2 separate regions of the Homo sapiens genome follow, and region 2 is linked to region 1. A link is an interaction called in ENCODE POLR2A ChIA-PET data of the cell type or tissue named here. Cell type or tissue: OCI-LY7. All regions are shown on one strand. Each heading gives the region's core, and the rest is flanking DNA. Links, peaks and the distances in the headings are about the cores only.

Region 1 (5,398 bases), core at 288-5,287:
TCATGCCCTCCTTCCAGCATGGTCAGAGGGTTCCATGAGCAAAATCACCATTGCTCCTCTCGGTAACCAAGGATGTGCTCCGGAGGCACTGGGGCACACACCAAGTTCACCCACAGCTTGTCAGTTCAGTGACTGGATGCACAGGGCCAACAGGCCCCGTACAATAGGTCACAGCACCCCACTGGGTTAATCCTACATGTTTACAGTCTTCCAGTGTGTCTGTCTGCCAGGCAGTCCACATCTTTCTCCATCCCAGGAAGCATGTAGGCAGCTATAGCAGGGAATAAAGATTGGTAGTTTTTTCAAGGACATGAAAATAGTCCATGTTGCTATAGTTTCCCTATTTGCCTTCCATTCACTGTTCACCACTCCCTTTTGTGCTTCTCTGTTCACCACCTATACATGCCCCCTCAGGGGCTCCTCCAATAGTACCCTTATGCCCTGTGTGCACACTGCTTCATCCAGTGGCCCAGGGCCACATTTTTACTATGTTGGAATGAAGTATGTAGGATCCAGAGGGTCCCTGACATTCAGAATCTATGGTTGAAATGCCTCTGCCAAGCATCCTTTTGTCAAGGCTTTCTTCAACTGTTCATTAAAAGTATCTACTATAATTGTTGCCTGTGGATGGTAAGGCAAGTAGAATCTCCAGCCAATGCCAAACATGTGGGCCCTCAGTGCTTGGGCTTCAGCAATGTATGCTGGGCTTTGATCCATCTGACTGGCATCGGGGCAACCAAAGTGCAAACAAGAGGAGGAAGAGCTTAGTTAGCCAAGGCCATGTGGGGATCTGTAATCGTGCACTAACATCCATCTTCTCTTGCTTGGAGGGTAAGGCCTTTTTGCTTGTTTATTGCATTATTATTATAAATATAAAATGGCATGTACTCTGTATAGTAACAATTTTTAAATATTCATTTATTAAATGTTCACTACTGAGGTCATGTCAAGAAAAGATTCTCTCCTTAGAGAGCCATCTTAAATCTGCATAATCTTTTGTGTATTGTAGGCACTGAACTAAAATAATATGTATTTAGTTAGGAACCAGTAAGTGGCGGAAAAAAATAGCACAAGAGTCTTAGAAAATTTAAATAAGAAATTATTTCTGGCTTGAGAACAGGAATGCTTGAGGATTTGTGGGGCTTGAAGCTCGTATGATTTGTGAGCCCCTTTTTAAGAAATAATAATACAAGATTATAAATATAATATTAAGTATAAAAGGGAACATTTATTTAGAGTGAGACAAGTAAATTACTACAATTACTTTTTTAGAAAGCTGACAATTTGCACAAAAACACTAACTGCAGAAAAATAACGTTATTTTTGTTAATTAGCTGCCTGACACCCTCTTTCATGCATTTTTCCCTATGACTTTTAGCTTCATGCTCTCTACTAGCCTCTTCATATGACATCGATTTTGCAATAACTTTTTATATAGCAAGAATAGAAAGATAATTTATTATTGTCTCTATTATGCTTGGTTTGAGTTTCTTCATTTCATTAAAGTAGTTGCTTTCAGTGACACAATCATTTTTGGTAACATATAATTTTTAGGATTAATGTCAAATCTGGAAAAATCTCTTTTGTTTCTTATTTATGATCTACAAGATTTAGGCTAATTTCTCAGGCTTCTTTTTGGCCTAGTACTTTTCAAACATTTTTCTTCTCTAAGCACAAACTTCTGGAGTGAAGCAACATAGAAAATGTTCATTTTACAATCACAATCTCTCTATTTGTACTTTCGTGTTATGGTTCTGAGTGATTTCACACAACAGATGGTAGAAATATTCTTAGAAACCATCTTTACTTATACATTAGTACTCATACATTAGTAGAAGCCACTGAATGGTTTTAAACAGAAGAATGACAGATCTAACTTATGTGCTCACCTGTTAAGTACCCCAAGGAGCAGTTTTTTGGGGGGTTATTCTAGTATGTACAACCCCTACAAGCCTCTCGTATTCCCTATATCCATATTCAGTCTTCTTAAAAAAATGATACAAAAGTGTTTCCCTAAATCACTTTCCTTTCTGGACACTACAAATTTATTGACCAGATTTCTTTAAGTCATATAGGCAAGAATGGCAAATTACATTTCAACAGAAGGCAAGACAGATGGTGTGGCATATTTTGTTTTAGTTAAATTCTGTGCTACCTAAATTAAATATGTGATTATTAAATCTTGATTTATAGATACCTACACTAAATTCTGAAAAAAAAAATAAACTATTACATTATTTAAAAAATTTTCCCTAGTTCTTTCAATTTTGGTTATAAACATATTTTCTGTTAAAGATTATTTCATCCACTTTCCAAAACAATCAGGAAATATATGAATGAAAAACAAATGATTTTACCAGTCTAACCCATCTAGTGTCAATTTTTAAAACATTTTTATATTTCCTTTTAGTTTATCCCTGGAGCCCGACTTACTTGTACTTGAAATCATAGTATATGACAATTTTATCTTCCCTTCTCCCCTACTTAATACTGCATCATGGGCATTTTCCTTGTTGCTACCATCAGTGGCTACATAAATATTTCATTAAGTGGGTGATGTTTATTTAATAACTCCTGTTTTTCAATTATTAGATATTTGATTTTGGTCTAATTTTTTGAGAACTCATTTATTCATTATTTCTAACTTTTTGTTTTTAAACTTTTATTTTTTTAAAATACACGTAACATTTTCCAGTTTAACCATTTTTAAGTATACAGATCAGTGGCACTGAATACATTCACATTGTTGTACAGCCATCACCATCATCCATTTCCAGAGTTTTTTTATTTTCCCAAACTGAAACTCAGTACTCATTAGATAATATCCTCATTTCCCCTTCTTTCAAACCCTGATAGCCACCATTCTACTTTCTGTCTCTATGAATGTGGCTGTGCTAAGAAACTGATGCTTATAAAAGAAACTCTTGTAATCATATATTATTTGTCCTTTTGTGACTGGCTGTTTTCACTTAGCACAATGTCTTTAGGATTCAACCATGTTGTTACATGTGTCAAAATTTTCATTTTAAGACCAGATAGTACTCCAATGTACATATCTACCACATTTTGTTTATCCTTTCACCCATGGATGATTAACTGGGTTGCTTCTACTTTGGGCTATTGTGAATAAAGTTGTTAAAAACATGAATAATTTATATTATTGAAAATTTATACTGTTGTCTCATGCATTTGCTAGACTTCATTTTATAACTCTGATGATTTGCATCAGACATCTGCCTCCATTTAGAAGCCTCTTCCTTTGAGCAACTGCTTTATAATGTGAAAGTAACGGCTTGATTGTCTATGTAATACCACCATCTCTTGGTCATGGTTGAGTATGCATGTGTATATATTTTCTGTTCTTTCTCAGGAAATGATCAAGGTATTAGTAAATGCTGTGAAACCAAATCCATATTTAGAAAACAAAGATGAAGTAAGCAGTGATTCATCTCTACAGTTGATATTGGGAAATCTCTTCTCCTTGTGTCTTATAAGAAGCTCTCAACTTTCATTTATTCATTCTGAACTACATAATCGAGAGTGACAGAATTTTTATCTACATGATTCCACTTGTGCTGCCCGTGTACTTCTGGCAGACATTTCTCTTCAATCACGTCGAATGCTTTCTCTGAAGCCTTATACTCCTTCTCAGCATAGCAGTTCAGACATCCATTTCCAGTTGTGTGTGACCAATGAGTTGAAAATGTTTCACTCTTGATATATACAATAATAAACACTTTTAACATAATTTAAATTTTTTTAAACCTAATTATACAAGCAATGTTGTGGTCAGTGTGATTGGAAAGTCAGCCCAAAGTAAAAGAAAAAAAGTGGCATAAAGTTTAAAAACTTAAGCCTACCTATTAAAATCTAATTATTTACTTGGTTCAATACAGGTAAGAGCTTCCCTGTTCAGTATACAAGTTGTCATTTCAATAAGTCAGAGACAGTGTGTGCTAACCTACTGCATCTCCAGGTGTTTGGACCTGATTATAAGCTTGAAACTTTGTGGTTTGCATCTTGGCTTAGCCGAAAGGGTATGATTATTATTTAAATAAAGCTCGTGTTTTATTTTGGTGGAAGCTGTCAAAATGTCAAATGTACTGCTCTGTTTTTATGGCTTCTACGACCCACATAATTTTCAAATTCCTGAACCAAACACATGAGCTAGTACAATCTGTTCTACCAGTATACATCACAATTTATCCCCAGTGAAAGTTTTAAAATTGGACTGGCACATGGTGCCAGGGTCCTGTCTGTGCTCCTTTTACTATAAGAAAAAGCTGCTGAATAACAAGAGGTGTAGCACTAAAATCTAATAATATTTTCTGCTTTCTCAGTCCATTCCTGGCATCAACAAACACAAGATAAGTTTTATGGTATGTAATTCCTGAGACACAGATCAGTGTAGGATATTTATTAGTATTTATTAAGGTATGTCCTTGGTATCATAAAAGAGAGGGGAAGGAATTGAGATGAAGAAGTTGAGCCGCTGCATTGAAGGTTTGATTGGCCCCAAAGTTAGCACCACAGAAAGTTCTGAAACATAATGGTCTGTCACTATCAGAGTTTTCTATCACAGGGCAAAATTAGGCCTTTATACCCATCCTTATGTTGGTAATTAGATGTGGGCCATACAGAGAAGGGCATGCTCTTGGATGAAGTACTGGCTCTCTGCAGCTGAGGCAATCCTAGAAAGATGAACAGCTGAAGACCCACTGCCAATAGATAGCACTTGGTGGGAGACGGTTGTGAATCATTTGCCAAAACAATAGATAAATTGTCAAACTTGGTTGGTTGTATTTGTTGAAAAATTGTATTAGTCACTGAAAAATTCTGACCATGTAAGAAAAAAATAATAATTAACAATGCCATCCTGTGGCTAAAACTGCCATTTCCGTTCTAAGTAATCTGAGCCTACAAAATGTTTATGTTGTGCTACAGCCCACAGCAATCTTTTCAGGCCCTTACATCTTAAATAAAGAGGACATTTTTTTTTCTGCTTAGATTCAAGCTCTACTATATTGGTAGAAATTTCTCTAACATTTCTGATAAGTCACTTCTACCATCATTAACTTCCTTCTGCCAAGAATTCTCTGTGTTAGTGAGATTCAAAACAGGTAATATTTTAAGTGTTTGCAAAACATGATGTGCAACACAATTCTCCAACATAATCATAATCATCATCAAAAGTGTATAAAGCTTTGAGTCATAAGGTTGGTATGATGCGTAGATCTGCCATTTACTTATTCTATGACCTTGAACAAGTCATTCCAAACTTCAAGTCATATACTTCAGCAAACCCTATGTTGTTAACTCAGTATATTAATATTTCCTCATCTCTTTGTGAACATAAAACAGGAAAATGGATGTGATGGAACTTCGCCAATGACAAAGT
Region 2 (5,398 bases), core at 112-5,111, 140 kb before region 1:
TTTCACCTCTTCACTTAAAAGGCACATTTTAGAAATTCTTTATGTCATATTTGAAACGTTAGCATCACTACTCTCATGCTTTGGGACCATTATTAAGTAAAATAAGGGTTATTTGAACACAAAGCCTGTCACATTCTGTCGATCTGATAACCAAGACAGCTACTAAGTGGCAAAAGGACAGATAGCATAGACAGCATGAATATGAGGCAAAAAGGTTTGATTCACATCTCAGGCAAGACGGAGCAGGACAACAGGAGATTTCATCATGCTGCTCAGAACAGCACATGGTTTAAAATGTACAAATTGTTTATTTTTGTAATTTTCTGTTTAATATATTTAGACTACTAGTAAACTGCAACCATTGAAACTAAACAGAAATAAGGGATAAGCAACTGTACATGCATCTTAGAGTATAATGACTATTGTTTCATTTCACTTTCCAATTCTCAGTCAAATTTCTATTTTGCTAACACTAACCTGGACACATACTGGGAAAAGAATTTTGAAGACATAATTTCAGTTTAGCCCAGGTGATAAAATACAACACCCCAAAGAATGGAGAGTTGCCTACGCCTGTCTAGAAATCAGACAAGAAGAATAGGCATTAAATGTGCATTTGGATTGATCAACCATAAATAGTATTCAAAGAGATCACCTACAGAGTAGGTGTAGTTAGGAAAGACAAAACGTCCAAGGACTAAGCCCTGGGGTACACCAAATAGCAGAAGTTATCGATTTGAGAAGAAACCAAATCAGATCCAGGCATACAGGGATGTATAATAAACATATCAAATAAATGCATGAATTTTAAGTTCCAGTGGGCTTTGTCAGGAAATAGCCTAAAGGGATGAGAGAGAAACCTTCTTTCTTCTTGGGAAATATGTAGCAATAAGAGCTTCATATGAGAAATAGACTTTGTATATGTTAATGCAACATTCTTTGTGTTCTGAAATACGTTTTTGAGGGGTAGAAAACAGATCATTCAGTTTTACCTTTGAAAAAATTTCTTACCAACTTCCAACTGACTAGTTCATTGACAAAACAAAGTAAAATTGCTTGTTGAGCAGGAGTCAGATGGTTTGTAGTAGTTGCATCCTAGAAGTCTCGAGAGAAGAGATTTATTTAAAAATATGAGGACTCTCACTATTCTTAGAGGTGCAGTAGGTATTAATTGTACCTTGATTACTACTAATCTGTCTTTCCTGAATTATATGGATTTTATAGCTTGAGATTTCAGTTATTTAAAATTGTATTAGAAAACAAATTGAATACTTAACATCCATGTTTAAATATCAGCATAATTTTTCCCTAAAAATGCTAATATTAGTCTGTTATTTCTGTAATTGTATAGTTTATTAAAATTTTAAGGAAAAATAGCTATAAAATTAATATCAATATTTAGTTCTCAGAATCAATGAGTCTGTAATATTTATGTGTGTGTGTTTGTGTGTGTATTTTTTTTCTTTTTGTTTTCTGAAAGCATTTTCTCTACTGACTGCTGCATGTTGGAAGAAATATTAAAAATGCATCTTTGGTGATAATCAAAAGAATTAATCATAAGTTTAGCTTCAGGCATTTTGGAAAATATGGAATTGGATTTCCTAGTACCTCAACAATTGCCCTTAGTGAGCAATTTAAAAAATCATCAGTAATAAATTGGGTTTGCTTCCATAATAAATGCTGCCTGGCCCAGTGGGACCGAATAAACAAGAGTAGAGAGCAGAGAGGAAATAGGCCTCTTCTCTGAGAGCTTCTAGTATATTTTTTCTTTCTGAATGGCCTTAAGCAGCTCATGACATCTCACTTAATGAAAGGACAGATGAGTTTGTTTTTCATCTTTCATCTAAGTGGAAGCTAAGTGGAGACCTCTTAGCTTCCACTTAGTTCAGTGAATTGTCCTTCTGGAAAGGCAATATATCTCTTATTTCAAGAGATTATAGGTGCTTGATGTTCTCTGTATTATTATAATAGCTTGGTAAAATATGTTTTATAATGATCTGGAAGTAATACTTCAGGTTCCAACTCAGACCAAGTATTAAACAGATCCACAGGATATAAACATGTTGTATTTACACATTTTAGAAGATAGGCATGGTAGTTTTCAAACTGTACAAATTTTTAAAAAGGTTTTATGTCGCTTGCAACCAAGGAGGAGGACATATTGTGTTCTCTATTAAAGGGTAGAGTTAGATTTATATTGATGCATCTGTTTTATATTTTTAGTTGTATAAAATATAGAATATGATCATGTGTCTGCTTCTGCCATTTACTAATTATATAACAGCAGGTGAGTTAAATGTTCTGAGCTCCTCTCTCTCCATATAAAAGGAACAAAATCATACTAAACTGACAACTTTTCATTGAGGATTGGAGATAATTTTTTGAAGCCCCCTAGCAACAAACAAAGCCCATGATAAATACACTACAAATGGTAGTTACAATGATTGGAATAATATCCTTTCTTTGAGAAGGCTTTCATCCCCTTAAGTCATGGTGATTACATCCTTTTATATAGCATTTCTTTTTTTTCAGGTCTAACATTGTATTGTGAAGACACTTTATTACAGAGACACTTTGAAGATGAAAAGTTAAATTTCATTAAGGGATGTTTAGATCAAATGAAAAAGAATAGATTAAGACGTTATTTTTTGAAATATGTGTAAAAATATTGTCATGCTTACTCAAGAGAAGAAATAAAATAGTGTGGTTTTTAAAGTCTTTTTAGATAATAAAGAAACATGAATTTCACATAACCATATATATTATTTTAAAAATAACTTGCTTAAGTATGAAAACATGAAAAAGGAAACTGGCTCCTACCAAATCATATTATGTTTTAAAATGATGCTGAATTTAGCTGTGACACCTGTGGTAAGGTTTCAATTCCTCTAGGAAGGTCTGTTTCAATCTCTGTTTGATATCAGCTGTCAATGGGGGTCACATTCCACCCCCAACTAGGCAGAATCACAGTTAAACATGATATTTAAATACATAGCTACTTAATTCAGAGAGTTTATGATTAAACTGAAACAAAAACATAATCTTTCAAATTGAAAAAAAATGTGTTACGGAGACAACTGTGGACTCAGGATTTTGTTATTCATTATTCAGTACTTTGATGAATATTATCACCCTTCCGATTACCTGTTATTCTGTAGTAATCCATTGAATAATTTTGTGGCTTAAAATAACAGCAATATAATTGTGTTTATGAAGCTACAATTTAGGCATAGCTCAATGAAAACAGGTTCTCTTTAAATCTACCCAGCTACAGCTGGAGTGCCTCTAAAATGGGAACTGAAATTATCAGAATATTTGTTCACTCACATGTCTGGTAGTTGAGTCTGACTGTTGGCCATGGCCTTATGTGCAACACAGACAAGATGGCTCTTAGTGTTTTCTGGACTTCCTCATTACTTGGAAGATAAGTTGCCAGGGTGAGTGTCCCAAGAGAGACGCTGTGCCATGAACAAGCCGTATCACCTTTTGTGATGCAGTTGTGGAAGTCATGGAATATCTGTCACTGTATTTTACTTGGTGAGACTTCAAAAAGTCCTGATCAATTTCAAATAAAGGGAATATAGACTGCAAATCTTGGTTATGAATTGACAAGTCTTGGGAAGAACATGCAAGACAAGAAATCTTGTAGTGCCTTGGAGGGAAAAAACACAATCTGCCAGCCTATGTTTTTTAGTGATCAATGAAGAAGCAGTTAACACCATCAGCAGCAGCATGTATTCAGAAAGTCAACACAGCATAATAAGATAGGTGGGTCATTTGCTTTGAAGTTTCCATAGGTAAAAAACTAGTCTTCACATTATTCTTGAAATGCATTATCCCCAATTTAGACAGTTTCAGAGGTATTAAATAATCCAAGGAAAATTATATATATTTAATATGTAGAATATTTTGAACTTGAAATCAGATCTTTCTGGAGACAATGAAAATATATTTCCCAACTCGATTTATGAGGGTTTGGTAGTAAAGACTTTTGAAAAACAAATTCCATGTCTCCAAACTCTCTAATGATATCATGGGTCACTAAGAAGGAATTAACTTTGGTTTGCCAATGGTATGTGCACATACTTGTTATTTGTTCACATTTTATTTTTCTAAGCAAAATGATTTATGACTTCCTAAAACCTATTAGCTGACTAAGTGACCCTCTCACTCTGAGACAATTAGATATTGTAGTCTAAAGATTATTGAATGTAGAATCAGAAAGCATAGACTTTGGTCCTTGTTGATTTATAATAGAGTGGAAGAAAAAACCCAGAGACCCAAACGTCATCACTGAGTAGCTGAATGAATACTAATTATTTCCATTCAGATTTTTCCATGTGAGAAAAATAATCCTCTTCTGTTTAAGCTACCAGAATGGTCCTTTTGATTTCTTGCAGCTCAATACAGTTCTTAACTGATGTAGATTCTATTTCTTCATTGTCAACAGACTCCTCCAAGAAATTTAATTTTCCACCACAGTTCACAAAGATGTTCCTATCCTCAACTCCTGTGGTTAAAACACATTTCCATGTTTCACAGAAAAAAATGCCAAAATTGTTTCATTTTAATATTAGTAAGAAAGATGAGTTGTTTAACATGGAATTAAAGTGAATAGGTCTCAGACCATTGTAAGACTTTTAAAATAATACAACTATGTATCACGAGAAAGTCATGATAGCAACCCCGTCATGATAGCAATCCCATTTTGGTTTTCTGCCATTTTGTTCCATAAGCATTCTATATTTCATCTTTTTGTTATTATCAAATAGATTATTGCCGAGGACTTCTCCCATGATTTTTTTAAATATAGTGTACTATAAATATGTCTCAGAAATGACACATATAATGCCTCCTTTTTCAAGGTTTACAAAATTTACTAATATATCCTGGCTTTGATAACTTTTGCAGTTTAAGCAGTGATTCCAAATTATTGAATTATATTCTTTGCCCCTGCTGCTGCTCCTGCTGTATATATTTATTAACATTTCTGGGGATCAGCTTTTAGAAATGTTGAACTTAATTATTCTATTCTGAACAGGAGAATTTGCAATATATTTTCTCTGAATCTCACAAGTTTTGGCTGCACACACAAAAAAATGAAAAAATAAATCACGTACCTATTTAATGTATCAATCCCCTTCACCTGCTTTTTCTCAACTATACATCAATTTAACCTTCATAAGTTGCTAATTTAAAACTAATTGGTATAATTGGCAATATTATATTTAATTATTCTTTTTAGGACATAGACATAACAAAATAAATTGTAGATAGAGAAAAAAATTTATAACCTCAGTGAATGGCAATTTCATTCTCCTCTTTGTTCAGGACAAAAATGTTGCAGTCATTCTTGATATCTTTTTCTCATATCCCACATTCAATCTGTACTTAAGTT

Evidence for each region. Peaks named below come from ENCODE experiments on the same cell type or tissue, not always from the same donor. Only the 100,000 strongest peaks of a DNase experiment are listed, where the experiment ranks them.
Region 2: POLR2A ChIA-PET joins it to region 1 with 11 read pairs; 2 of 35 experiments call an interaction of 5 or more read pairs at or near these places.

What each region holds. Positions count from the first base shown.
Region 1 is chr11:26,224,111-26,229,508 of GRCh38, forward strand. It overlaps a transcript of ANO3 not described here. Among named protein-coding and RNA genes, the nearest start is that of ANO3-AS1, 61 kb to the right of the region's middle. In OCI-LY7, for the core only: CTCF peaks have their summits at 3,312 (motif pointing left) and 3,511; a DNase peak (open chromatin) is centred at 3,271; H3K4me3 peaks cover 239 bases; H3K27ac peaks cover 499 bases.
Region 2 is chr11:26,084,402-26,089,799 of GRCh38, forward strand. No RefSeq gene overlaps it. Among named protein-coding and RNA genes, the nearest start is that of ANO3-AS1, 200 kb to the right of the region's middle. In OCI-LY7, for the core only: no CTCF peak of the experiment used is centred there; DNase peaks (open chromatin) are centred at 1,860, 2,476, 2,890 and 3,340; H3K4me3 peaks cover 2,977 bases; H3K27ac peaks cover 5,000 bases.